Linked DNA regions of Homo sapiens: region 2 is linked to region 1. Evidence: read pairs that join two places in POLR2A ChIA-PET (ENCODE). Cell type or tissue: PC-9. All regions are shown on one strand. Region 1 overlaps OTOP2 (otopetrin 2). Region 2 has its middle 6.4 kb from the start of SUMO2.

What was found. ChIA-PET counts read pairs that join two places held together with the same protein. Peaks named below come from ENCODE experiments on the same cell type or tissue, not always from the same donor. Only the 100,000 strongest peaks of a DNase experiment are listed, where the experiment ranks them.
Region 2: POLR2A ChIA-PET joins it to region 1 with 10 read pairs; 2 of 35 experiments call an interaction of 5 or more read pairs at or near these places.

What each region holds. Positions count from the first base shown.
Region 1 is chr17:74,931,537-74,934,036 of GRCh38, forward strand. OTOP2 (otopetrin 2) reads left to right here. Exons shown (of 7, transcript NM_178160.3): 7 at 1,839-2,376. The coding sequence ends at 2,009. Among named protein-coding and RNA genes, the nearest start is that of OTOP3, 3.1 kb to the right of the region's middle. RefSeq lists an enhancer at 1-212. In PC-9, no CTCF peak of the experiment used is centred here; no DNase peak of the experiment used is centred here; H3K27me3 peaks cover 591 bases.
Region 2 is chr17:75,188,127-75,190,626 of GRCh38, forward strand. No RefSeq gene overlaps it. Among named protein-coding and RNA genes, the nearest start is that of SUMO2, 6.4 kb to the left of the region's middle. In PC-9, no CTCF peak of the experiment used is centred here; a DNase peak (open chromatin) is centred at 1,345; H3K27ac peaks cover 666 bases.

The DNA of each region.
Region 1 (2,500 bases):
TTGGAACAGTGTCAGGAAGTAGCGGAGACCAGTGTTAAGTGTGAGCGGTCTGTTAGCAGAGTGAACTGGGAAGGAGGGCATCTACAACAGCCACCCCCTCCCTAGTGACTCAGCAAAGATTAAGAACAACAGACTTGGCCGGGTGCAGTGGCTCACGCCTGTAATCCCAGCACTTTGGGAGGCCGAGGCAGGCAGATCACAAGGTCAGGAGTTCGAGACCAGCCTGGCCAACAGGGTGAAACCCTGTCTCCACTAAAAATACAAAAATTAGCCAGGCGTGGTAGTGTGCGCACCCTATAATCTCAGCTACTTGGGAGGTTGAGGCAAGGGAATTGTTTGAACCCAGGAGGCGGAGGTTGCAGTGAGCTGAGATTGCACCATTGCACTCCAGCCTGTGCAACAGAGTGACACTCTGTCAAAAAAAAAAAAAAAAAAAAAGCAATAGACTTCACCCAATACAAATATATTCTCTGTATAGAAGTACCCCAGGGCAGAAACACTGGTAATGAAAGTGCATACCAATAGGAAAACACTCCTGGTGTTTCTAGTACAACCCAAGACAGAAATGGCCCAGTGGGGGCTTATTATTACCTCTGATATAGAAACATGTACCTATGTGGGTACATCTCAAAGAGAAAAAAACAATTCTAATGAAGTTTCACTCAATAGAAAAACAATCCTTCCAGCTAGAACCTCCAATAGAAAAATATCCCTAATATAGAAAATTACTTAATGTGGGTATATCCCAGGACAGAGCAAGAGCCCCAGAGTGAATTCTACCCCATGAAATCCTACCTGCATGAGGTACACCAGTGGCCCTAACTAAGAGTCATTCTTAGTGAGGTCCCACTGTGAAGGGCCATCCACCAGGTCATGGTCCCCATAGATGTGGGATGATGCCACGCAGGAGCCTTCCAACACAATCAATTTCACTTAAAAAAAATGTGGTCATCAATCTCTGACCCTACCAGCAGAATCATTAAGGTCCAGACCTCAGCATGTCTTGGAACGTCTTTGGTACCTGGCCCCCTGCCCTCTGGCCCCACCTCCACCTTCCACCCAGGCCTGGCTTATAGGCTAGGGGCCACCTTCTGGGAGGCTATTCTTGCTCCAGGCATCTGAGCCTAAATCACCTCCAGTAGCATCTTCTCCATCTCCTTCATTTTATAGGACAGAACAGGCTTAGAGGGGACTGCAATGTGCCCAAGGATGAAGTTAATCAGGGGTAGGGGTGGAGCTAGCCTAGAAACCTTTGTTCTTTGCTTCTTACCCACACCTGAATCTTCTGAGCTCCTAGCCAGAGAGGAAGCAGGATTCCAACTTCCACTTCCTCCCACTCCTGGAAAGGGAGAAGGGGATGAGGGGAGAGCTGGAGGGCAGAGCTCAAGGAGGGCTGGGGTGGGGTGGCCTTCTGTCTGAACCCCAAACCCCTGCCTTGAGCCTATCTGATTCTGCCACCCCCACCCCTGTGCACAAAACCCCCCAGGACAGAGCTGCTGATTTCACTGTTTGTACCTCTTCTTCTAGAGAAACCTCTTCTCCCCTCCCCAATCCCACATTGAGGCCCTGCTAAGATTTTGGGAGAGGTGATCACAGGTGTCCATGAGGTGGGCTAGCCTAGGGATGGCGAATTCAGTTGGGCTCACTTCCTGAGCCCCTTAGAGTGTGCTAGGTCCTGTCCAAAATGCTAGAGCTGCCCATTCACTGACACCCAGCCCTCCGTGTCCACCAAGCTAGAAGGATGGGCCGCCATCTAGCCACGGCCCAGCAAAACCCACAGAAATGACCCACAGGCATCCATCCAGGCCAGCTCCTGAAATGCTCCTCTCTCCACACAGCTGTGGATCATGCCTGCCTTCGGGGCCCGCCCTCATTTCAGCAACACAGTGGAGGTGGATTTCTACGGCTACTCCCTCTGGGCGGTCATCGTCAACATCTGCCTCCCTTTCGGCATCTTCTACCGCATGCACGCTGTGTCCAGCCTGCTGGAGGTCTACGTGCTGTCCTGAGGCCTCCAACAGAGGCATGGGGGGCAGGAAGAGGGGGCTCAGCTCATGTGCCCACTCAGACACCCTCTGGGAATGAATCCCAGCTGGTGCCATATGACAGCCCATTTCCTTCTGGTCCCAGAGTGGAATTTTCACAAAAGTTATTTTTCCAGGTTCAATTTTTAAATCACAGTCAGGACAGGCCCATCCACCCCAGTATGACCGTGGGGCATGAGGTGACTGGGGAAGGGAGACCTCTCCTGGCAGCATTTCTAGGACCCAACAAGATCTGGAGGTGCCGGCTCTGGTTCCATCTCTAATCCCCTGCTGTGGCCTGGCCAGTGTACTGCCCGGAGCTGGAAACCAATAAACCTGTGATTTGCCCCCATCCCCACTGTTTGTCTCTGTTGTCCCGTCTGAGGTGGTCACAGGAGAGGATCTTGGGAGTCAGAGCGGGAAGGGCCCCTGGAGATTTTCAGGTCTCAAGTTTTGCAGTGTGTGAGCAAAATCCA
Region 2 (2,500 bases), 260 kb after region 1:
TGAGGTCAGGAGTTCAAGACCAGCCTGGCCAACCTGGTGAAATCCCGTCTCTATTAAAAAGATAAAAATTAGCTGGGCATGGTAGCAGGCGCCTGTAATCCCAGCTACTCGGGAGGCTGAGGCAGGGGAATCACTTGAACCCGGGAGGCAGAGGTTGCAGTGAGCCGAAATGGTGCCACTGAACTCCAGCCTGGGTGACAACACAGCGAGACTCTGTCTCAGAATAAGTAAGTAAGTAAATAAATAAATAAAAATACAAAAATTAGCTGGGCATCATGGCGGCTACCTGTAGTCCCAGCTACTCAGGAGGCTGAGGCAGGAAAATCGCTTGAACCCGGGAGGCAGAGGTTGCAGTGAGCCAAGATTGTGCCATTGCACTCCAGCCTGGGCGACAGTGCAAGACTCTGTCTCAAAAAATATAAAATAAAATAAAAAATAAACCAAAAGAAGTTTCTGATACTCCCTGGTTCCTCACTAATCATCTGCTTCACAGGATATGACCTATGCGCCCTTTGAGAACTAATCCAAATTAACCACTCTATAGCCTTGTTTCTCATCCTGAAGCCTCTGCTTTGGTCATATTCAATCACTTGGGGTTCCTAAATGTTCTCTCTCAACTCCAAGCTTTTGTACGTTGTAGGCGTTCGAGGATTCACTGAATGAATGAATGAATGAATGAATTGAAACTATCAGCTGGTTGCAGTGGCTCATGTCTGTAATTCCAGCACTTTGGGAGGACAAGGTGAGAGGATTACTTGAGCCCAGGAGATTATGGCTGCAATAAGCTATGATTGTGCCCCTGCACTCCAGCCTGGGTGACAGAGTGAGACCCTACCTCAAAAAACAACAAAAATAACCTATTACTGGGCCAGGTGCGATGGCTCACGCCTGTAATCCCAGCACTTTGGGATGGCGAGGAGGGTGGATCACCTGAGGCCAGGAGTTCCAAGATCAGCCTGGCCAACAGGCAAAACCCTGTCTCTACTAAAAATACAAAAATTAGCTGGGCATGGCGGTGCATGCCTGTAATTCCAGCTACTTGGGAGGCTGAGACAGGAGAATCGCTTGAACTCGGGAGGTGGAGGTTGCAGTGAGCCGAGATTGTGCCACTGCACTCCAGCCTAGGTGACAGAGCAAGACCCTGTCTCAAAAACAAAACAAAACAAAACAAAAAAACCCCATTACTATGTGTAAGATACTATGACACTGGAGATACCAAGAAGGGGAGACAAAATCTCTGACTCATATAACTTATGATTGGGGGAGGAGGAAATACACAAGAAGTGAAAGAGAAAGAGAACCAACAATTGTTGAGTACCTGCCACCTATCAAGCACTAAGTGGGACATTACTAATGTTAGCTCATTTTCCTCTTACACAAATGATTGCAAGCAGGTGTAGTAGTTATTTGCTACTCTCAAAGGGGTTAAGTAAACATGCTATCACATAGCTAGAAAGTAGTGTTAACTGAGCTCCTGCTGTGTGCTAGGGAAAAGACAAAGAGATACTGGCCGGGCACAGTGGCTCATACCTGTAATCCCAGCACTTTGGGAGGCTGAGACAGGCAGATCACCTGAGGTCAGGAGTTCAAGACCAGCCTGGCCAACATGGTGAAACCCGGTCTCTACTAAAAATACAAAAAACAGCTGGGCGTGGCAGCAGGCGCCTGTAATCCCAGCTACTCGGGAGGCTGAGGCAGGACAATCACTTGAACCTGGGAGGCAGAGGTTGCTGTGAGCCGAGATTGCACCACTGCACTCCAGCCTGGGCGAGAGGAGCAAGACTCTGTCTCAAAAGAAAAAAAAACCCAAAAAAAACTACCTGACAACCTATTACACTAAATTACAAAATCACCTTCAGGCAAAGGAGGAATTTGTATAAGATGCTTGTTCGGCCGGGGGCGGTGGCTCACGCCTGTAATCCCAGCACTTTGGGAGGCCAAGGTGGGAGAATCACGAGGTCAGGAGTTCGAGACCAGTCTGGCCAACATGGTGAAACCCCATCTCTACCAAAAATACAAAAAATTAGGTGGGCGCGGTGGCAGGCGCCTGTAATCCCAGCTACTTGGGAGGCTGAGGCAGGAAAATCACTTGAACCCAGGAGGCGGAGGTTGTGGTGAGCTGTGATCCTGCACTGCACTCCAGCCTGGGCGACAGAGTGAGACTCCATCTCAAAATAATAATAATAATAATAATAATAATAATAATAATAATGCTGCATGTTCAAGGCCGGGCTCAGTGACTCACTTCTGTAATCCCAGCACTTTGGGAGGCTGAGGCAGGTGGATCACCTGAGGTCAGGAGTTCGAGACCAGCCTGGACAATATAGTGAAACCCCATCTCTACTAAAAATACAAAAATTATCCGGGCGTGGTGGCGCACGCCTATAATCCCAGCTGCTCAGGAGGCTGAGGCAGGAGAATTGCTTGAACCTGGGAGATGAAGGATGCAGTGAGCTGCGATCACACCATTGCACTCCTGCCTGGGCAACAAGAGCGAAAC